Regions from separate parts of the Mus musculus genome. Here all the other regions are linked to region 3. Evidence: chromatin loops called from intact Hi-C (ENCODE). Cell type or tissue: left cerebral cortex. All regions are shown on one strand.

The links. A loop is a pair of places that touch in the nucleus more often than their neighbours do. Peaks named below come from ENCODE experiments on the same cell type or tissue, not always from the same donor. Only the 100,000 strongest peaks of a DNase experiment are listed, where the experiment ranks them.
Region 1: a loop joins it to region 3, with 4 times the contacts of the local background. A loop is called at or near these places in 3 of 42 quality-filtered maps.
Region 2: a loop joins it to region 3, with 2.5 times the contacts of the local background. A loop is called at or near these places in 2 of 42 quality-filtered maps.

What each region holds. Positions count from the first base shown.
Region 1 is chr14:13,898,273-13,906,272 of GRCm38, forward strand. Gm281 reads right to left here. Exons shown (of 15, transcript XM_011244864.1): 2 at 6,800-6,996; 3 at 1,237-1,408. It also overlaps the pseudogene Gm18576. Among named protein-coding and RNA genes, the nearest start is that of Gm281, 12 kb to the right of the region's middle. In left cerebral cortex, a CTCF peak has its summit at 3,722; a DNase peak (open chromatin) is centred at 3,721; H3K4me3 peaks cover 488 bases.
Region 2 is chr14:13,499,654-13,507,653 of GRCm38, forward strand. The region is part of intron 2 of Synpr (synaptoporin); the gene reads left to right. Among named protein-coding and RNA genes, the nearest start is that of Synpr, 50 kb to the left of the region's middle. In left cerebral cortex, no CTCF peak of the experiment used is centred here; a DNase peak (open chromatin) is centred at 3,154.
Region 3 is chr14:13,587,714-13,595,713 of GRCm38, forward strand. All of the region lies in intron 3 of Synpr (synaptoporin), which reads left to right. Among named protein-coding and RNA genes, the nearest start is that of Sntn, 79 kb to the right of the region's middle. In left cerebral cortex, no CTCF peak of the experiment used is centred here; DNase peaks (open chromatin) are centred at 532, 3,077, 4,018, 4,754 and 2 more places; H3K27ac peaks cover 2,343 bases.

The DNA of each region.
Region 1 (8,000 bases), 310 kb after region 3:
CCATCTTGCTTTTTGTTCCTTGTGTTTTATCACAGCAATAGTAACCCTAAGACACGCCTCAGGGTAAGACTGACATCTCAGTTGAATCGGTGATTTTGTTAGTCACTTTTCTTTTTGCTATGACTAAATTGCTGACAACAAGCTACATAAGGAGGATGGATTTGTTTGGGCTGATCATTTGATGGGACATAGTCTATTATGGAAAGAAAGGATGGGAACAGGATGCTCCATTGCCATGGATGTGTGCAAAGAGAACACTTCACCTCCTCACTTCGCCATTAACAGGAAACAGAGAGTGGTTGGGAAGTAAGCCTTAAGGCCCACCCTCAAGTGTTCTGCCTCCTCCAGCAAGGCTCCACCTCCCAAAGGTCCTTCATGACCTCCAAAACCAGTGCCACAAGCTGGGACCATTGCTGGAGCACATGACTCCCTGGGGAATCGTTCCCATCTAAGACATAGCAATGAAGGGTCTGAGGTTCACACAAAACAAGTAACTCAGTCCAGTTAGTAGCCATACCTACATCTGAACTATTTTGTTTTACCTGAACACTATGGATTTTTTCCACAAGTAAAAATTAGGTATTTGACTTCATAGAGTGAGAAAGAAAGTCAAGAGTGAGGCAAAAAGCCTCATCACAGGTCTTGGGAAGCTTCTAGTTTAACAACTAGACACATTTAAGAGATCGATTTTAGTACAGTGTGATAAAACAGATACATGGATCATTTTCAATATTAAGAAAATTACTTCAGTCTATTTTCTATACAGTGGGACTAAGGGAACAAAAGAACTTCCCCTCCAGTGCTGTGAATGTTAAATAAACAATCCACTTATAGGATGATGCCTATACATAATCAGGACCTATACATATCAGCTTGTGTGTGTGTGTGTGTGTGTGTGTGTGTGTGTGTGCGCGCGCGCGCGCGGGGGGGGCATGTATATGTCATAACATGTATGGTGTTCCAGGGACAACTTTCAGGAGTTAGTACTCTACTTTTACTGTAGGTTCCAGGGGTCACCACTCCAGTTATCGGGCTTGCATTACAAATCCGTTTAGCTGCTGAGCCATTATACAAGCCCAAGTTTGTTTAGTGTCAGTCTCCTTTAACCTTCTAGCCCGAACACCATGAAAACACATAAGACATAGAGCACAGGACCTACGTCTGTGTCCTCAGGACTTGCTTTCCCTCAAAACAGACCGTTGGTACTTGCTTTCCCTCAAAACAGACCGTTGGTACCTTGATTTTTCTGTGTAAGTGACCCAATGAAAACAGGAGGCTCATTCACATCTTCGATCTGGACAAAAATGGTCTGGGACGCTGTTGCCCCATGGTTGTCTTTGGCATATATTGTCAAGGAATAGAGCGCTACCACCTCAAAGTCCAGCTTGGGTACTCCAGTGATAATTATCTAAAATGTTAAAAAAAAAAAAAAGCACAATGATGGAGGACCAAATTGTTGACTTCATATATATATATAACAATCATAACAATCCTTCTGTCACAACATCTCAAGTTCTAGGATTACAACTGTGAGCCACCACACCTGACAATTTGGTTTTGTTTTGAGACATGTACTCCAAGCTTGTTCAAACTCATGATTCTACACCATCAGCTCTTAGTACTAGGATTAAAGGTATGTACTTCCACCGGGTGGTGGTGATGCACGCCTTTAGTCCCAGCACTACGGAGGCAGAGGTGGGCAGATTTCTGAGTTTGAGGACAGCCTGGTCTGCACAGTGAGTTCCAGGATAGCCAGGGCTACAGAGAAACCCTGTCTCGAAAAACCAAAAAAAAAAAAAAAAAAAAAAAAAAAAAAAAAAAAAGGTATGTACTTTCACATCTAGTGAGGATATCATTTTAATAGTGTGGCCACATTTATTGTGTCTTTAATATTTATAACATAGCTGAATACTGAATTATAAACATATTTATCATAGACAAATACTAAGTATCAACTATTTATTGTGGCCTACACAGCAAAATGGATCTTGACATATATTATTTCACAGAATCGTTTTGTCAGCTCAAGTGAGGTAATAAAGTTACCATTCATCTCATTTTTCAGGAAACAGAACAGAAATGCATTAAAGTAAGCCATTCCCTAGGTTTACAGTGCTCATAAGAGGAGGCGCACAGAGGAAAAGCAGCCTTGTCAGCTTAGTGCAGGAGCAGAAGCTAGAGTCTCAGCAGAATTTTTGCTAGCTGGGCTTAGAGTAGAAGCTGAACAGAGAATAAGTACAAGACAGTGTTAAATACCAGATTCACAATGGAAGCAAGTTTGAAGAGCTGGCAATGCCATGGCTTGGTTCTATTAAATACCTCCCTTGTCCTTCTAGAATATGTGCCCACAGTAGCTAGAGTGATCTTGTTAAAGCATTAGCAGATCATGTTTCTTTTCTACCATACTCTGCAGTTCCCATGTTTCTGATGCTTGCCATTTGACTTGGCAGTTCCTATGGCTTGTGCATGAGACTTTCTTCAACTAATAGCTTATGAGTAGATTTAAGTCTCTAAATGTACACATGGGCTCAAGCTTATATTCTGGTTTTCTTTTTGTTCTGATGGAATATGCTTCTACTAGTCACTGCTTTTAGAGGTTTGAGATTTGAGGGACACAAGAGCTAACCATAACCTGAAACTAAACCAGTCTAGGGCAGCTCAACTGTTAAAGATGTTATTGCACTGAATTGGGTCCTCTTTTGGGTCTCAGAGAGCCAATGCAGAAAGACCAGGTGAATGTCAAGCATGCAATAGCTTTGCAGTATGAGTACTTTGAGTCTTAAGGAACCCAGATATCTTATAAAGAGCAATGCGCCTATGTGAACTTCTCCCAGTAGGAGAATTAGCTTTATTAAAACTAGCAAGTAAGTAGCTCTTTCCAACAAATCTCCCAGATTCCACAGGCTCTCTCCTTTATCTCCATTGCAGTCAGATTTCTCACCACACTCCCTGTTCAAATCTGGTCTCCTCTTTTCAGGATCCTTCTTTCTACAGGACTTTTGCACATGACCTGAGATGTTTTCTCCCTCTTTTATTCAATTCCTGCCCAGTCTGCAGAATGCTTTTCAGATAAAGCTACTTCAGAGAATACTAAGTAGATCTTATGCCTTTGTTTGGACTCCCACCTGCCGGGAGCCTCCCAGCCCGAAGAGGGTAGTGGTGGAGTCACAAAGTAGGACTCTGGTGATGGCTTTAAAAGTCTGAGAGTCTCAGGGCTTTCTAGGTCTCTTACTGTACTGAAATGCTGATAATAATCTCTAAAAAAGTCCTAAAAACTTTCTTGCTTTGTCTGAAGGAAAAAAAAAAAAAAGTGACCTAACCTGTATCTTAACAGCAGAGGATTAAGCAATGTGGCCTTTGTTCTATCTCAGCAGGAACGGTGTGGCTTTAACTTTCAACCTGCTAGTTGGAAGTTGCAGGTAGAAAAAGGAACACTTGCGCTCGGCCTGCGTTCCGCTCTGGCCCGCGGCGGCCGCTAGCCAACCCTTCCCGGAGGTCTCAGCCCTGCCTACCGCCCGGCGTCGCGCGCCAGCTCGCTAGGGCATCCGGGCCCCCGCAGGCAGAAAAATATGGTTCAGGAGACTAACCAGACCCCAGTGCCCATGCTGTGTAGTTCAGGATGTGGCTTTTATGGGGTCCTAGGACAAATGGAACGTGTTCTTGTTTCCTACGAAGAACATCTTGAGAGACGAATAGTGGCAGAATGAGCCCAATGGGGACATCTAGTGGTTCCAACAGATTCTGCATCTGTACAGAGAGCAGATGCTAGTTTCAACAATTGTGAAGGTGCTGCTGGCAGCACATCTGAAAAATCAAGAAATGTGCCTGTGGCTGCCTTGCCTGTAACTCAACAAATGACAGAAATGAGCATTTCATGAGAGGACAAATTAACTATCCCGAAAACAGAGGTGTCAGAGTCAGTTGTCACTCAGCTCAGTCCATCAGTTTCTCAGCCCAGTTCTTCTCAAAGTGAAGAAAAAGCTCCTGAGTTGCCCAAACCAAAGAAGAACAGATGTTCTATTTGTAGAAAGAGAGATGGCCTTACAGGGGTTGACTGCCGATGTGGAAATTTGTTTTGTGGACTTCACCATTACTCTGACAAGCACAACTGGCCATATGATTATAAGCAGAAGCTGCAGCAAAAATCAGAAAAGAAAATCTAGTTGTTGTGGCTCAAAAAATCCAGAGAATATAAAATTACTACATGTGAAGAGACTGAAACTTTGTTTTTATTTTAATATATCGTAGGAAAACATTAAAGAGCAGATGCATGGCCATTTTCCTTTGATGTTCTCCAGAGTTTTGCTTTATACTTGTCTGTTATATAATTGATATTTTAGGATGTTTGGGTGTTTGTTACAGGCAGAATTGCCTCCCCTCAGTAAAATTGGACAAAAATATGCACAACAAATTGAAATACACATATACTAGGAACAAAATTTAGTTCCATGTGCCAAACTAAATGAATGAAATCTCTGCATGTTTGCAGCATATCTGCCTTTTGGGAATGTAATCAAGGTATAATCTTTGGCTAGTGTTATGTGCCTGTACTTAAAAAAGAAATAAAATTAAATTTAAAAAAAATTTCAAAATAAATAAATAAATAAAATGGTACACCAGAAAAGGACTGGCAGTCTACTACCATAGTCAAACTTCACCTTGATTTCAACATGACTTTTGGAAGGAGGAAGAAAGCTACAAAACTGGTATTTGGTACCATGTGTAAGCCTGGTTAAATTGGTCTTCTAAAAGCTGTCAATTAGGACATTCTGCGAAAGGTAACATCACAACTGGTTCTAAGTAAAACCATCAAGTCAACAACAGGGTGCCTGAGATAATCTTTGAAGGTTATTGTGCTGGCCTGCACCAGAAGATATCTGCATTCTCATTACTAAAATTGTAGCACAGAACTGCACTGGGATTTGTTTACAAGAAGAAATTAAACTCTGTTTGGTTTTCACATATAGCAGCTCTGTCAGTATACTCCACTGATGCTTGTCTGGTAATATCACTTCTGTGTTATAATGGAAGGTTTTTTTGTGATGTATGAAACTTGTGTTTTTTATATATAAATGAGTATAGTTAGATTAGTGTTGTGGTAATGCCTGTTTTCATCTGTAAATAGTTAAGTATGTACACAAGGCACTACTTCTGATTTATTGCAGTGTTCAGTCCTAGTTTATTTTTATTAAAACATTGAGTTTTGCTTCAATTTTATGTACCTTAGTTCTAAGTTAGATTTGCAGATGTGTACAGATAGTTCATATTTACGTATTGCACATAATCATGCTATTCAGCATTGATGCTATATTGTATTATGTAAATAATAATAGCAGTGTACAGAGGGGAAAAAAGAAAAGGGGACACTTAGAGAAGTGATTACAGAGTTTATTTCTGAGTGGTAAAAAGTTACCTATGAAAGCTATCTCAGGGGGAAAGCAGAAGCGGAAAGATCTTAAGTGGGGAATAGTAAACAAATTAGGGAAAGGAAAAATTCTTTTCTACCTGCTCCTCCATCTTCCTCTCCTCTCTTTGTCCTCAGTGCTTACACATCTTTCAGAAAACATGATCACATGTTACAAAGTTCATCACAAGTTCACACAAAAAATTAAATCATAAATCAAAATAGAAGTTTACAACAGAGAATGTTTCCATGCATATCCATTAGGAGTAATTATCTGGCTAAACATCCATCACCTGTCTCAGCTCCACAGGTTCACTAAAGGTTTAAAACCATAACTAAGTTATTAGTGAAGCTTTGTATAGATAAAGCTAGTCAATATTTTATCTTCTGTCCTAGCACCTATAATAAATTGTTATTTCCCTTTTTATGACTTTTGGTCAATTGTTTTACAACCTCTTGGAATGTGCTCTTATTAGGAAAAAGTCTGGTTACTATCTAAGAGCAATTAACTGGTGACACTTGGGAGACTGGCAGAGTTCTCATTGCAGTTTTGACTGTCAGAAAAGAACTAATAGCAGTCCCACTATAAAAGAGCTTAATAATCACAAATATAATTTTAGGAATTCTTATAGGATGGATCATCATTAAGACTTAAGAAGTCATTTATTTGTCTATATAGCATTACTACTAGACAGTACCTCTTCATAGATCTGCTCCAAAGGGGTGTGCTATTCTTAGGGATTGTTATATATGTTTAATAATAGCAGAAAAAGCATATTAATAGCAGGAATCTTTTCTAAAATGAATCCCTTACAGTCTTGTTGAATAAGGGCACACCTGCCACAGATTATATAATAATCTGAAGCAGGCCATTTCTGGATGATCACCTGGTAGTTATTTGCTTGTCTCATTATGGCTCCTGGCACCCACCTACCTATCTGAGAACTTGTAATTCCTTGCTCAGATCATATTTGCAATTTTATTCTGTGTGTATTTCCTTAATTAACAGGCATCCCCATATGTAAGTAAGTGCATTGAGAGTAAGGCATTACCTTGCATCTGATGAGACCCTCAATAGGTACCTGTAAAACTGCTGCTCCTTGTTATTCTTAAGGAATTTAAAAATGTCTGACACACCATAAAGTCTCACAGAATAAAAGGTTAAATTAATTAAAAGCATGCAAGAGGGCCAGGCATGTTAGTACATGCTATAATCTCTGCACTTTGAAGGCCAAGAAAAGACATCAGGAGTTCAAGGCCAACCTAAACTGCATAACACAAACCACACACACACACACACACACACACATCTAAACAAGCAATAAAATGTAAGACAGAAGATAGTCTCATTTAAATCTCTTGAGTTATGCTAATATTATCTGCCTCCATACTTACATCCCACACATGTGAGGATCTGTAGGACAGCACAAAAGGATGTGCTGTGGGGCTGGCATTGAGGATAACAGGATCTCCAACCAGAGAAGTGTGAGGTGAGAGAGACATGGTGACCGTGGCAGCCCGTGTATGATAAGAGGCATTTTCCAGGAGGGGGCCCGCATTCTCCACAACAAAATTTGGAGCAGCTTGAACACCTTAGTGAAAACACAAAACTAGACTTTACATTCCTACAAGGCTTCCCAAACCCTTTCATGTGTGAAGCCCCAGAGGAAAAGCACACTACCCGCTTAGTACCTTTTTTCTTGGAATTCTGAATAGTAAAATGATTGTTGAGGGTCTGAGACCTTTTGTTACAGGTGAGCTTGCAAAAAGTACTGCTAGTTCTGTTTTGCGCTGAAGAAAGTTAAAAGTATAGGAATGGCTTTATGTGACACAGCCATGCAATGGCAGAGCTAGAATTTTAATCCCAAATTTACCAGATTCATATCCATTATTCTTAAATGGTTGAAACTATTTTATGAATCAGAGTAAAAATGTTAGAATATCAAAAGTTCTCAGAATTTCAAATTTGGGAGATGCACCTATCTACAAAGTGATAGCTGTGGCTCTGAAGGTGACAGAGGGGAACTGATCAAGGGGACATTTTTGAATCTCACACTTTGACTCAGGTCCCCGTCTTCCCTCTTACTAGCCTTACAAACACTAGGCTAGCTACCCATGCTTTCTAAAGCTGGAAAGCAACTGCTGTCATTCCATTAGAAATGTCTTTGTCTGAACCTCATGGGCATCTGATCACCATTACTACAATGTAGATCATTGGCCATCATTCTCAATATATATTTCCTAGTCTAGTCACAGCAGTTGTAGATTTCATCTTACAAGTCACTATATATTTTGTTAGACACTGTGTGAAAGGCTGATAGAAATGGCTTTCCAAGTGACATTGTTTTCTATGAATATCATCTACCCTGCAGTATTGAGAAATTATCACTCAAAATCACAATGTGTTCAGAGCAAAGAGTCATTAAGCACCTCACAGAACTGGCCTTCTTTACTCCTCCTTTTCCCTCTTTCCTCGTTTTCTTTCCTAATTTCAACTGACTCTTGTCTTTAACTAAGGCAGAATCTGGCTAGAATCTCAGAACTTCTTAGAAATTGACAAGATTATGTTGGCACCCTAAAAACAAAACCCTTTGGC
Region 2 (8,000 bases), 88 kb before region 3:
CTTTACTGGCTTGTTCCTTCTGGCTTGTTTAGTTCCCTTTCTTCCAGTACCCAGGAATGCCAACCTCAGGGGTAGCATGACCCCCAACCTTTTATTCCCTCCCACATCATTTGTCAACAAGAAAACACACCTTAGGCCTGTACAGAGGCCAATCTATAGGGCAAATGTTTTCTCAGCTAAAGTTTCCTTTTCCCAAATAACTGTAGTTTTTGTCAGGTTGACATAAAACTAAATAGAATCCCTTCATTCAAAATTTTAAAAATAAGGTCTAGTTTCCTTTACAATTTTATTCTTTCTAGAATAGGTGAGAACATGGGACTTTGAGATGCTTATAAAACACAAGGAAAGTTAGCTACAAGGTTCAATAAGTATCAGAGGAAGGCATCATCATACACATATCTGTATGCTGTATCACGTCTCTTGAAAATGTAGGCACTTGCCCCATGATGTCATGGTTCTGAGTCTCTTTTACCTTATCATTTGCAAAGGGAGATGATGTTCGAATTTTATGTCCTTCTAAAACTCACACAGTGAGGTAAAACTAGTGTCAGTTGAGCATAGAACTTGTCTTCGAAGCCTTTACCTTTGAGAGAATGAACTATGTTTTTCAGAGGCTGCTAGGTCAAATGTAGAGGAGACATGCATTCAGGATAATTGCTTGTGTTAATATGCACAGCTGCCAGATCTGAAATGTAAAGGCATCAGGACTGAGAAATCTCAAACAATGGAGAACATTCATATTCCAGGTACCTTTTCTAGAACACATTTAGGAACTCAGAGGTCCTCGACTTTAGTTTTATTCCCAGTTTGAGTCTCGGAGACTTCAAAACTGCATTATGAATGTCTGTTAAAATGGAAACACCACCATTCCACTGCAGATTCACCTCAGCAGCATCACTGTAGCATCCAATCTGGCATTTTAGCAAAACATGTGACAAAACACGTGACAAAACATGTGACTGTGTCTGAACACACAGGAGTAGAGAGTTGTTAACCTAAAGAGGAGGAGGTAGAGCTCCTGCTAGCCAAAGCCTCAGTTTCCCTTAATATTGATGGACTTGAAAACAGATGTTATACAAACATCTGACTTAGTATATTTAACATGACCAAACATATATAGAAGAATACCATGAGTAAGTAAGTGGACATTACTGTCTTTTATCATTCCAAAGTCACCTGTTATAGTATATATCACCTATCACTCTTAAAATGAAAAGGAACCTAAAAATTGACAGGAAACCAAATAGTAATTTAAATGTTATAGTAATAGGTAAACTACACGATTAACTTCTCACTCCCACCATCAGCCTTTGAACATGTTCCTTAACAAAATTGCCTTTTACCTATCAACTCATATCAACTTGAGGGTAAAGTCAAAGAGAGGAGATATGTGAATCCTTTTATTTTATGCAGGTGTGTATATACATATGCATGTGCATATACATATACATTATTAGTAATTACTGTGGTCATTGCTCTTTGATGTCACAGGAGGACCATAAGAGCCAGAGCATTTACTTTTACTTCCTTTTCATGGACTAATATTCAGACAAACTTTATTTGAAACCATATAACCAGTAAATCCTTGATGTCACAGAAAAGTTGTTTAGCATGGTATCTAATTCTTTTCTGATAATGTGGAATAGTGATAAGTCATCTTCATCACCATTATCATTGAGTAAGAGATATATGAATCATTTTACTTCCATGAGCTGTACAAAGCCATTACACATACCATAGCCTTTTGTACCAATGATGTCACCATGAGGTAGACAGTCTGAACTCTATTTGTGGTGTATGGAACTGATGCTCATGGGGAGGAACATCTTGCCAAATTCACAAAGTTACTAAGCACAGGAGCAAGCTTTGAACAGATGTGTTTCGCACATCCAGAGCATTCAAAGACCATATTATTGTTCACCAGTGCATTATGAAGAGATTCCATCAGCTGGTAAATGCCCCTGAATGCTTCCTTCATTGTTTCCAAGTTTACAGTCTGCTGTCCTCACCAGACAGGTGATGCATACCAGGAGGACTGAGTGGCTCAGAGCCACTATGTTCCCTGGGACTAAGAATTACTGGCATTTATTTTCTAATTGATTTCCTGGGTCAAACAAACTATGAGAAAAAAATAACTCTAGTATGGAGTATGGGGCGAACTGATTCCCCTTTCCCTTTTGTGACTGTTTGATATGGGATGGTGGAGCTCTGCTATGTTTCATTGTGAAAGATTCTATACCGAAGTCGGGAATGTTAATTAGAGGCTAGGTCTTCAGAAGTTATGTAAATGACTTCTACAATCATGTAAATGATTTCTAAAATCAAGTACTTTGCAAGATTTACTGCATAGTCTCTTTTCTCTAGCAAAGGCATGGATAGTGGAAAGAAACAGTCACAAGTTGAGAGGACCTCCAACTCAAATCCAGAAACATGAGAACCCTTGATTGCAGAGAACCTTTAGCTTGGCACTGAAATATGAGAGCACATTTCCAAGTACGGACTTGAATCCTCCTCCAAGCTGTGTTTGATAAGCTTTTGATCTTTAAAGCTTAGTGTTAAGGGCATACCAAAATCTCTACATGTGTATTTCATTTTAGTAAATGTAGAAGGGATTTCATTTCCTACTGTGTCTCTCACCATCTTCTATTTCATCCTCCAAAATAGTTACACCCTTTTGATTAGAAACAATAACATTTGTTTCTAATTCCTATTGCACAACAGTAAGAAATAGTAAAATAATCAGTGGCTTCCAGGAATGTGGAGTGGGTGGTACAATTGAATAAGCAGAACACACACACACACACACACACACACACACACACACACACACATACACACACACACACACACACACACATACACACACACACACACACACACACAGAGGTGTATAGAAACTGGAGGACAACCTCAGGTACCCTTACTCAGGTGGTCCCTCGTTATTTTTGATCATGATCTCTCTTTGACCTACAGCTCACCTATTAGCTAGGCTGGCTAACCATAGACCCCAGGGTGCTTGTTTCTGCTTGCCTCAACACTAGGATTACAAGCATGCATCACAATGCCCAGAATAAACCCCAGTGTGCCTGTATCTGCTTCCCCCAATGCCAGGATTGAAAGCCTGCGCCACAATGTCCAGCATTTTTAACGTGGGTTCCTCACGCTTGTGAATCTTGTACCTTACCAACTGAGTCATCATCTTGGCCCCCAGAAAGATTTTTAAGACAGTTGAAAATATGTTGTGTTGTGCCATATGGTGTACACGTATTTGATGTGCATTTGTCCAAGCAGACCAACTGCCAAAAATGAAGAGTAAACCCTAGTTTATAAGCTATGGACCCCATGTGATAAGGACATATGAATGCAGGTTTATCAGTTGCAACAGCTATACCACTTCAGTGGAGGGTGCTGAAAACAAAAGTAAGAGGCCTGCTTTGTGTGAATAAAGGAAAAACAGGCCATCTTTGAACACTTTTTTTTTTTTTTTACTGTGAACCTAACACCACCTAAAAATACTTGAACAAAGTCTTGGGATGAAGTAGAGTGTTGCAGCCTCCTGAGCACTTCTCAGAGGAAATCACCACAGTATCTCCACACTTCCTCTTTGTGCACTCAATTTATGAAAAGCAATTCCGTTATGATTATGATATTGCAAATTAATGTTTGCTTATTTACAAGTGTCTTTTCATATCCACACCTACCATATATATTGGCTCACAACTAAACAATAATTTATTTTTTCATAACTATACCATAATAAATTGAACCTGTTCCTTACCAATGCACGTTTGGGTTGTTTCCATTTTCCACTCTTACAAATAATGTTTCCAACAAGATTTTCTGTAATTTCACTTCTAAGGTGAAATTACAACATTTTTATAATTTTTGCTCCATTCGGCATTAAATCATAGTGTTTGTATGCCTGATAGAAAAATAAGAAACTGCATGTTTGCTTACATTGTTCTCAATAAAGAATCCTGTAGTATATTTGTTTGTTAACATGGATGGACACACTGTTATCTACTTATTAGGCATTTGTATTCCCAGCAAAAAAAATTTTTTGAAAAACAGTATGATCAAGTTTCTTTTTTTAAAAAATCGTGCGTGTGTGTAATATGAGTATATGTGCATAATTGCATGTGTTCATGTGAATGTATACATGCAAAAGTGTATGTGTGAAGGTCAGAGGACCTTAGGCATTGTTTCTTGCCTTCTTCCTTGAGTCAGACAGTGTCTTTTCTTCAGTGCTGTGTACCTCATGTAGTTGGCCTTTGATATTCCGGGAATTTATATGTCTGCCTCCCATCATGTTGTAGAAGTGCAGAAATTACAGACTTGACCTGCTTTATCTGACTTTATGTGTGTTCTTGGTATCTGTAGTCAGGAACTCATGCTTCCATTGAAAGCATTTTGCCCACTGAGCCATCTTCTCACCTCAATGTCAATGTTTTCTTAGTAGTCATACCTACTTTATCATTTATTCTCCAATGTACTCCTGTGAGATTTGTTAATTAAAACAAGCTTTCACTATGGTGCCAGCACTGCACTTGGAAATGTAGGCCTTGAGGATGAAGGGGGAATGAGCTCTCTTCACGGATATCATTCATTTAAAGAACAGATTGGGATGAAACTGAGACGCAGAGAAGTTACACTGTCAATCTAGGACTTACAGTAAGACTAACATAAAGCAGGGATTTGCATTAATGTTACCGCAATCACTACTTTATATGACCATCATAGAGAGCCACACCCAGATGATTAGTATAAGGTTCTGATGATCTTCTGTAATGACAAGGAAGTCTATAAAAAATTGCCCAAATTAACAAATTGTATTTACACAATATAAGGCAACATTTTAAGAAATTATAGATCAAATTAATTTACATTGTGGTATTCATCTTAACAGCATGCTTTAAGTCTTGGCATTGAAATGAGTTTAGGAATGTATAGATCTCTGTTTCCTCACAGCTAAATATGTGTTATGAAAGAATATGTCTTTGGGGTGCATTTCAAAACTTTAGTATTATTTATATCTAGATCTGCTATATTGCTTGCCAAAATGAGAATAGATTAGTTTCTTTGATCCTCACAGCAGTTGTCCAGGAAGAGTGACTGCCATAATAAAATACCATTAAATATGATTTTCTTTGTTGATGTAAAACAGTCTTAGGCTAATATGAACCCTTACAGTTCCAAATCTAAAATTATTATTCTGATTACCATAGTCTTTAGAGAGAGAATTCAGACCACTCGGGCAACTGTTCTATAAAGAATGATAAAGTTTAATGTTTGTATTATGCAGATAAAAATGCACAGCATCAATATTCCAAGTTGGAACAAAGACTGCCATAGACAAAAATGAATGTAAGAGCCTTACACTGGGCCGGATGAAATGAGAATGTGGTGGGGCGCCTTCTCAACTCAGATCACCATTGGTGCCAGATGACTATGCCTTTTGTAGTTTTAAAAATCACTTCAATTTCAACCAAATGCCTCTAGCCACATAAACAGTGTGTCTCTGCCTCTTTCTATAATACTTTCTGGAAAACAGATACCATCAGTGGTGAAGATAGGACACCCAGCTCTTCTTTCAACATCTTACTGTACAGTGGCAGGCCTCCTTGGATGCACGCTGACCTTTGAGCCCACATCCATTCGTTCACTTGGTCAAGAAACACTTGCCAAGTGTGGAATCCGAGTGGGAGAGGCTTGTCCTATGCTGCAGATCCAGCTCACGCTTGGTCCCACATTCGCATCTTGGAGACCTCATCCACTCTTTCTAATTAGATGTGAGGCTAGGCATTTGTCAATCGATGGCTTATAAATAACTTTTGGCACAAAAATAACCTCATCCACTCACTTACCAGGTGCTTTAGTGTGCTGTCCTGGGAGCTGTTCTCGGTGCTGAAGCTCCAGTATTGAAAAGAACAGACAGGGACCTTAGTATGCGTCTCATTGCAGTGAAGGGAAGTGGAAAGGGACAATAAACAAAGAAGCAAAAGACCTGGATTGTTGCCCTTGCAATAGATGCAATAAAGTTACATAGTGAGATGGAGGGAAATGGGGTTGGGAAAGACAGAGAGAAATGGAGGAGGGAGTCAAAGACTTGAGAGCTGAATGACAGGAATGATGAAGCATGACTGTGAAAAGTTCATGGAGACAGAACAGGAGGAAAAGGAAGGGAAGGGATGGAATGAAAAAGAAACTGAAAGGAAAATGTAGGGGCATGAACATACTGGGTAAGAGCAGTGAAAGCCATGCATTGATTGGGGCAGCATGGCCAGCAGCACAAGGTTCATAAACCTTGGAGGTGCTTCAGTTTTATTCTAGATGAAATGAATATTAGTGGCTTAAGTTAGCTGTTGTGTGAAATATATATTTTTCAGTGGGATATGCATATCAGTTAAACAGCTGCTTATAATTATTTAGGGAATGGGTAGAGATAGCTTAACTGGTTTTAGGATGCCAGAAGGGTAAGATTAGAAATATTTAGGATATATTTAGATGTCTGATCCAAAGACCTGTTTAGTGGAAAGGATCTATAGGTGGCAAGGCAGAGAAGGAAACAGGGTCTGTGTCTACAGCCTGGGTGATGCTGGAGGGAGAGTTGGTAGGGGAGCACTGGCTGGTTTTGCACTCATGGATGGGGGAATGACAGGATGTGTCAGATGCAATGATTTATTTTTTGCTTGCTATTTTTAATATTGAATGCCCTACTGAAAAAAAACTGTAATGTACAAGGTTCTATCCTTAGAAATCTTGCATCGAGAAGCTAGAGAGAGGGACGAAGCAGGCAGAAGGAAATGTGGTTTACTTAGTGGCTGTAGTCAGGCCCACAAATCCATGATGACCTCCACATGAAAAGCAGAGAGTGTGGATCAGAAAGGAAGCCAGTGCAAGAAGGAGCATGCCAGAGAAGCATGACTGGGTCAGAGGTTAATCCTTAGAGTGACCTCTGTGTTTGTTGCTTTACAGCTCTGTACAGTTATCTTTAAAAAAAATATGCTCTCTAGAAATAAATTGATTCTCTCTAACATGCTAGGCTAATTACAATAAATAAAATATGAAAGAAAAAGTCATTGTCTTCATGCTCACAGCTTGAGAAAAAACAAAGCTAATATTATAAATTGTTATGAAAACTCAAAATTGGTAAACTGGGGACATTAAAACACTGCTTACCACTGAGATAAAATTTTTTTTCTTTGGTAATGAGACAACAGATCAAACAAATAATTTAGCCATTGGAATATACACTCATTTTTTAAACTTTATTCTGTTTAAAAATTTTAACTTTCCCATAGTAATTGGCATCCTTAAAAGGTAGCTTTCAGCTTGGCTTCTTTCACTTAGCAATGCGCACTTAATGTTCAGGTGTGTATTTTTGTGGTGATTCACTTGTCTCCTCTTACCAATGGACACTATTCCATTGTAAGGGTGTTCTGCAGTTGCTAATTAACAGCTTTGTTATTTCTCAGTCTTGAGAACTACGTATGGCAACATTATAAATACTCATGTGCAGACCATAAAGCACATTTTCTGGTCCTTTGGGTTAACACCAAGGATTCAGTACCTGGTCATATTATAAGATTAGTCTTCTTCTTCCTTTTTTTTTTTTTTTTTTTTTTTAGAAACTATGTAACTGTATTCCAAAGTGGACAACACATTTTTATTTTGATTTTACATAAAAAAGAGTGGCTATTGCCATACATACTCACCAACTGGTGCTGGCTGGTTTAAAGGGTGCACAAATGACAATGATTGTTGTTTCCATTTGCATTTCCATAATGACATGTAAAGTTGAGCATTTTTATTATACTTGATTGCTACCCATAGATCTTCTTTGACGAAGAGTCTGTTAAGATCTTTGTTGAATTTTTATTAAGGTGTTTGTTCACTTCTCGGTGGAGTGGAAGAAGACTTCAGATACATGTATCTAATTTTTTTTTGAAATGTCTTTTGCAAACATTTGCTCTGAGTCTGCGCTTCCTTCTGTTCTCTTG
Region 3 (8,000 bases):
TCTGAGTTTAAATCTTGGAGCCTACTTGGTGGAAGACAAAAAGGATTCTTTAAAGTTGTGCCCTATCTTCCATGTATGCATTGTGACATATGTAATTGTGTGTGTGCATTCACATCTTCATATCCATACACACACACACACACACACACACACACACACACACACACACACACACGCACACACAAATATATCAATAAATGAAATAAAGAATAGCAAAAGATTACTATAGTGGTATTCAGTGAGTGCTTGGGAAGTCTACCACGGGGCTGTCTCTTGCCTGGGATTCCAACATGCCAGACCAGAGCTGAGAGCTCACATGCCTTATTTCATCTACAGGTCCATGAAATCCTGTGAGTTATTATTCTCGTTTGAAAGAGGTCCAAGGTGAGAAACATCAGAGAAGCATCTGGTATGAACATGAAGGCAGACCTGTCAGATGCAGGGCACCTTACCCTCCTATCCTGAAGAAAGCAGCAGGGTGCAGCTGGGCCCAGGAACTTAAAACTGTTGCTGCATTTGGCATAGAGCATGAGAGCTTTGCCTTCAGCCCCATGATCCATGTAGATGAAAGAGTAGGTGTCTGGGGAGACATGAGTTATTTTCAGACAAGTTAGGATACCCATAGTGGGTGGCAGCAAACATTAGGGGTAAAGATCTGCAATGCAGATGGGGTCATGACTGGGTAAGAATCAAGAGGAAAGCTGCTAAGAGATGCTGCAATGCTAACCCAGAGTTTATGGACTTTAAAGAAGTCCTTTCAAAGAAAATTCTCAAAAACATAAAATGGTAACACCCCTGAATTGTCTATCTAAAATTTCAAAACATTTATGAGAATTAAAACTTCGTTTTTCTGAATCAAAGAGAAGGCCCCTCGTTTTTGCTTTTGTAAAATTTTGAAAAATCAAATAAAGCCCAAGATTTGATCTTGACTGAACTGACCATTCAACACCCTGACCCGCTTATAAAACCTTGTCATCCAATGAGGCAGGTCTCTAGGTCCACATGGTTTACTGATAGAGTCCACTGGTGTTTGTAATCCTGAGATCATAGTCTGTCAGGCAGGCCCATAATAATTGGAAGCACCATATATTCTCTTTGAATCCAGTGTTTTTCCCAACAGAAAGCCTTGTACTTACTTCTAAAGCAAATGAGTAAGCCATCATTTTTTATTACTTCTTCCCTGACTACAACTGCCATATTTCCTTAATATGGATTCTCATCATCTTGTGTTTAAGTCTTTAACTTTTCTACATTAGCAAGTCCACTGAGTTATCTCCCATTGTGGAATCCTTGTGTCTCCTAGTCCTTCTGTTTTGAGGACCCAGAGATGATCACATGATTGTTCCTTTTTTCTTTCTACTTGTGTATAGTAAGTGTGTGGTATATGTGCATGTATGTGTATTCCATTCATATATGTGTGGGTACATGTGCCCATGTGGGAGTAAAGGGGTGTAAGTATATGGATGTGAAGACCAGAGGGTACCATTAGGTGTCTTTCTCCATTTTAATTGCAAATAAAAATCACTTGTTGAACTTTGAATCCACCAGGGACAGGAATATTTGTCCCTGGTATCTGAGCTTTTACTTCACCTTGCTCACTGTCTATCTCCTCCGTGACAATTATATTCCCTAATAGCATTAACATGTTCATAGTTTTGCCTCTTGCTATATTAAAAACACACTTATCAACAGACTGAGACAAGAGGATCACAGGCTCACAGCCTCTCTGGGCTACAGAGTGAACTCAAGGTCACCCTGGAGCAACTTGAGAGTACCCTGAGACCTGGTCTCAAAATGAAAAATGTCAAAAGGGCTAGAGACCTAACTCAGTGTTTGGAGTTCACCTAACATGCATGAAGCGTGGGGCTCAATTCCCAAGGGAAGGTAATATCATTTATATTATGTGTTATATTAAGAACAATTTGGTATTGCTCTTATGAATGCCAAGCATTAGGGGAATTGTTTCATTTTCCAAAGCACTAAAATGAATTATGAATTTTCCATTTGGACAGTCTTCTCATTCATGTTTATAAATAGTTATTATATGACCCAGTTGAGCTAGAACCTCCCTAATGGCTATGGTAAAATTAATCCTCAGAGCCATTTCAAATTGAGAAGCAAAAATGTTGGTGAGTATTTGAATAAGAAGACATTTGTTTCAAGGGAGCAGAGGTTGAGAACCCTTACTTTGAAATCATTGGGAGAGGCAGAGGTGGAGGTCAGCACCAAAAAGCAACTGAACAGCAATCCTCCTAGCTGTTCCAACCCAGCCATATGACAGAACGACTCAATGCACATTAGCCATATGGCCATTCAAAGCATTTAGCAAAAAGACAAAGAAAAAAGAATAAGGTATTAAAAGATATTTTTAAAAATTTCTGCCTGCACAAATACAGTATGTTTGCTCAGTTCTTATTCTCATGATGAAACTAATTCCCTGAACTGAAGAAATTCCATCCATGCTGGGGGATATTTATTTCTTACTCTACATGGTCCCAAACACAAGCTAACAACTTCAAGCATACACAAAAGCAAGGGTAGTGCTCACTAGAGCAGACATGATGGGCTCACTGAAAGATTTGTTTTGTTTGTTTGCTTGCTTGTTTGTTGACTTGACAACTTTCTCATTTCAAACAGATTTTAGGATCTATCCCAACTCTTGTGTGATTCAACCCTTCTCTATTTCCAACATATTTCTGGACATTGGCTTTGCATGTGCTTTTGTTTCTATTTAAGTTAAACAACAGTCCTTGACAGGTACCATAATTCAGCCTTCATACTGTCCAAAGATCATCAAGTTAACATTTTGTGTAAATATGTTTCCCTATTCCTACTTCCCAGGAAGATTAATGTTGTTCACATGAACTGAATGGAAGTGTTTTGGAGGTATAAAGTCACAGTCCCCCACCTACCTTCTAAAACAGGCTCACAGCTTTTCTCTGTGCTCCAAAAATCACTCTCTATCTCAACTTTATGTGTAGTGAAAAGATCTTAAACTGGAATGATATAACTGTCATCTACCAAGCCATTTCACAAACTGCAAAGTTACTGTCCTTTAGCTGATTTCTGAAAATTCATGTGGGAACAGGCTCTTCTTCATGACTAAGAATATATTTCATAGAACCTTAACTTTTTTAGCAACCAACTTCTTCCTCTCACCAGCAGAACACAATATGGCATATGAGGGCTCATCATCACAAATTTTAATATACCATATATCAGATGATGACCCTACAGCATAACTCCTCATGCAGAGCATAATAATGTTCAGTTTGGTTAAGTACACATGATTGGACTTCTGTTTGATAATGTTACTCCCAATAGCCTAATATTTGCCTTCATGGATTTCATCAAGGAGCAAATTGGGGAGGAAAAGTGAGGAAAAAGTAGCACATATGTATGTTTTCTTTATTTTTGTAGAATTTTACTCTCTTCATACCACTTGAAAGTAACTCTGGGAAAGGGCAAAGGTGAGTATGTAAATACACCTGAGATGATCCTAAGAAGGGAAAATCTTAATAAACTCTTAATGGTGAAGACACAGGCTCTGGAGTCAGACTAGTCACATCTTAGTTTTTCTACTTGCTAGCCTGGTGATCTCTTTATTCTTTGTATCTTCAGCTGCACATCAATAATAGTCCTGCTAACATCTACTGAGAATTAGATGAGATTATTTCATGCAAATACTTATCACAGTGCCCAGTATATAGAAACAAATCTGATGGATGTTGGAAGAAAGGAAGGAAGGAACGGAGGGAGGGAGGGAGGGAGGGAGGGAGGGAGGGAGGGAGGGAGGAAGGGAGGGAGGGAAGTGGCAGCTATCTTAAAACTGAACTGGCAAAATGAACAAACATATCTGAAAGTGAGGCAGAAAAGTATAAAAATAGTGTGGTATGTTCTTTCATAGTGGGTGATCCTAGCCATAATGTAGGCTGGAAAGTTGGCATGGAGGAAGTCTCCTCATAGGCTAGACATGCTTCTCAGAGTTCATATGTGCGCAGCAGCACATACAGAGCTTGGAAGCACGTTAGAAATTCTGGCTCTCAGACTCTGTTCTGTTCCTTCCAAATCAGAATCTGCTTTACAGTGAGATGTCTGTTAGCATTATGGTACATGAAGTCCAGAAGATTTTCACTAGGGTGTGTGTGTGTGTGTGTGTGCTGTGTGTAAGCATGGAAGCTGGAGGTCAATGTTGGTTGTCCTTCTCACACTCTATCTTTAATACAAGGTCCTTACTGAACCTCCAGCGCATCCACTTGTGAGCTCAGCAGCCAGTGAGCAGCAGGGATCCTCCCATCTCTGGATCCTCCTGGCTGAGGTTACAGCTGCAAGCCACCACTGCCAGCTTTGTATATGGGTGATGGCCATCCAAACTCAGAACCTCCTGCTTGAACAGCAAGCATCATGCTGGCTGAGCCGTTTTTTGCAGACATCCTAGGATACATTTGCTTCTGAAAACTTTCTACTCATATCTTCTGATACTCATAGGAAAAAAATCTAGAGATATGGAAGTCTGTCTACATCTTTAAAAATTCTCACCGCAATTGTAAAAGAAAACCCAAAACCTAGAAATGTAAAACTGGAATGTGAATCGAAAGTATGATGTAACTGACAAAGCACGGTACAAACAGCTAAATAAAGCATGAGACATAAGTTATGATTCAATTAATATTTATGTCTAGACAGGGGATACTCCAAAATATTTACTTCACAAGATTGAAATAACAACCCAAGGAAGCATATGATCACTTTCTCTGGGAAGTTTGGAGCTGACATCACTGCTTCAAGCTTACAAAAAGCATCATGATCACAATGAATGAGCTCCATTGGTACAGTGCTTGCCTAGCAGGAAGGAAACCCTGGTTTACTGGATAGAAAGGGTGAAGCCTTTAATCCCAGCACTCAGGAGGTGGAGGCAGGAGGATCAGCTATTCAAGGTCATCCTCTACTACACAGTGAATTCAAGGCCAGCCTTAGTGATATGCCCCTCCCAAACAATTTCACTTCAAGTTAGCATGAGCCTCTGGGAAGGTGAGTTTTCACTGTCAACATGAAGCAATCTAAAACCATCAGGGAAGAGTCTAAATAGATAGTTTGAGATCAGGTCAGTCTTTGGGAATGTCTGTGGGAAATTATCTTAATTCCATTAACTGAGATGTGGATATAAACTCGAAATATGGGTGACACCATGTCATGGCTAGAACTTTAGCTGAATGGAAAGGAGAGTCAGCAGAGCAAAGCCATGCACAGGTTCATTCTCTCTCTGTTCCCAACTAAAGATGCCACGTGCTGCTTTATTTCTGGCTGCCTTGAGTCCCCCACAATGATGGACCATAACCTAGAATGGTTAAATAAAGTAAAACCCTCACACATGAACTGCCAGCTTGATAATGCCATGGCAATTTAGTCACATACTTAAAAATGAAACTAATGGAGTTTCCATGTTTATTCTCTTACACACACACACAAACACGCTCATGCGAGGGGGCCAGACAGACACATACACACAGAGAGAAACAAATGGAGACATAACACATGAAGAGAGAGAACACTTAATCCACATCTGTTCATTCTTTCATGTTCAACCGCCTTCTAGTGTTAGGTACCTGCTCAAAATTTGCCTACCAGAGACACAGAATTTTTAAAGGATGATCTTGTAGAAAACAAGAAGCAAGAACAGAAAGGAGAACAGATGGTGAAAGTAAGAGCCTCTGTAATTTATTCAGAAGCCTTATCACATGATTTTCATAGGGCGATCCTTTCCTTTCTACCTTTCTAAGACAAGGTCTTAATTTTCCACTGTTTCACTACATGTGCCTGAACAGTGTTAGTGTAAGACCACAGCCCAAGTCTATCTCCTGCTTCGCATCTAACAGTAAAGTTGTCTTGAAGCCAGAAATCATCTTGCTGAGTAATGGCTTCTAATTTGTAATTCCAATGCAATGTTTTCCCCACTTTCAGTTCACATGATAAGGAGGGAAGGATACTGCTGAAGTTAGATAGAATTTAAGCTCTGTCTGATAAAGCACAGAATAATTTCCTCCTTGGTATTTTTAAAGTTCTTCATTTGAACCATCTGTTGCAGGCTGACAGATGGGTTGATATTTGACAGAGTAATGGGTCTTCAATTCTAGAAAGGCATAGGGAAGGCTTGAAAAATAGCTCTTTTCAAGAACCTGTGTGTGAATGCTACTTGCTCATTTGAAAAAGGGCAAAGCTGGTTGGAAGAAAGTGTGAGATAGAATCATAACCATTCCCCTAAATGGAAAGGTTTCACCATTTCCAAAGGTCAAATACAGTAAAATATGCCTACTCCAGAACCATACAAAACTTATCATGACTAATCACTCAAAGGGATGGGCATGAAGGGGACATTTGCATAGAGACATTGCATAGAGATAGATAATAAAATCAAGGACCAAAAAAACCCTCCCATTCCCATACCCCAGCCTTGCACTCTCTTTTTGTTCAGGCAGCATGATGACTGAGAACACACATACTCTCTGCTAGGTTGTATGACCGGGCACCCATTCAGTGTACCAGTGACTCATTCCTCTGGGTGGAGCACCTTCAAATGGCCTGTCTTGACATAGCTACATCAGGTTTATTGTGTATTTTGGCGAAATGAAGGGTTAACCCTCCTCCCGCATTACAAACATTAAGATGCCTACAAAACACCCAATTCAACACCTTAAGTTGAGTTGTCAAAGTTCAAGCAATATTTATTTAATCTCAGAAACATGATTATACTTTTAAAAGGATAGCAAAATATAAATCAAGACGAGAATCATTTCAGCTGTATTCTTGCCCAGTGTCGTTGAGCAAGAACATATATATCCTATCCTCTGAAAAAATATCATCCTTACCATCATCTTTGCAACACTTCCATTATCCTAGTCTCCATAACATATATATATATTACATCTTAGTCCATATAAAAATGAATGAACTCCTGATCAGTCACAGACGTGGATACTGAAGTGTGGCAAGTTTTCTGTGTGGGTAAATTACTTTTCTTCAGTGCTGGCCATCCTTGACCACCCTCTGTAGTCCACCTGAGATGCCAGTGGTGTCAAATAACAAACTAGTGCAATACTTGAATTATTATTCCAAGGAGCATGTGATGAGCTGAGTCTGTCTCCACAATTCCTTCCCACTCTATTATTATATAATTTTGGATGCTGAGGCTGTGTAGATTTTCTGGTTTGCTTTTTTGTTTTTTCATTTTGTTTTGTTTTGGTTTTGGTTTATAAAGAAAGGCCAGGCTTGGTGGCGCACGCCTTTAATCCCAGCACTCAGCAGGCAGAGGCAGGCAGATTTCTGAGTTCGAGGCCAGCCTGGTCTACAAAGTGAGTTCCAGGACAGCCAGGACTTTACAGAGAAACCCTGTCTCAAAAAACAAAAAACAAAAACAAAAACAAAAACAAACAAACAAAAAGGTTTATAAAGAAGAGATTATGGCAAAAGGACAGACAAGGTTTAGAGGAAAGCTATCTCAATTGGGAAGAGGACAAGTGAAAAGTCAGGCAATTCTCAATAAAAATTTCTCAGTGTAGCTTATTTGTGGTCACTTTCCATAGAACTTGACAATTTTCAAACATAGGTTAGTGGTAGGGGTGGTGCAACTTGAAGGGGATTGCAACCCCATAGGGAGAGCAACAATATCAACCAACCAGACCCCTAAGAGCTCTCAGAGACTAAGCCATCAACAAAGGAGTACACATGGCTCCAGCTGCATATGTAGCAGAGGATGGCCTTGTCATGCATCAATGGAAGGAGAGGTCCTTGGTCCTATGAAGGCTCGATAGATGCCCTAGTGTAGGGGAATGGAGGGTGGGGAGGTGGGAATGGTTGGGTGGGTGGAAAATCAACCTCATAGAAGCAAGGGGAGGGAGGATGTGATAAGGTGTTTCCAGAAGGGAGGGAAACTGGGAAAGGGGATAACATTTGAAATGTAAATAAAGAACATATCCAATTAAAAAAATGTTGAAATAAATAAG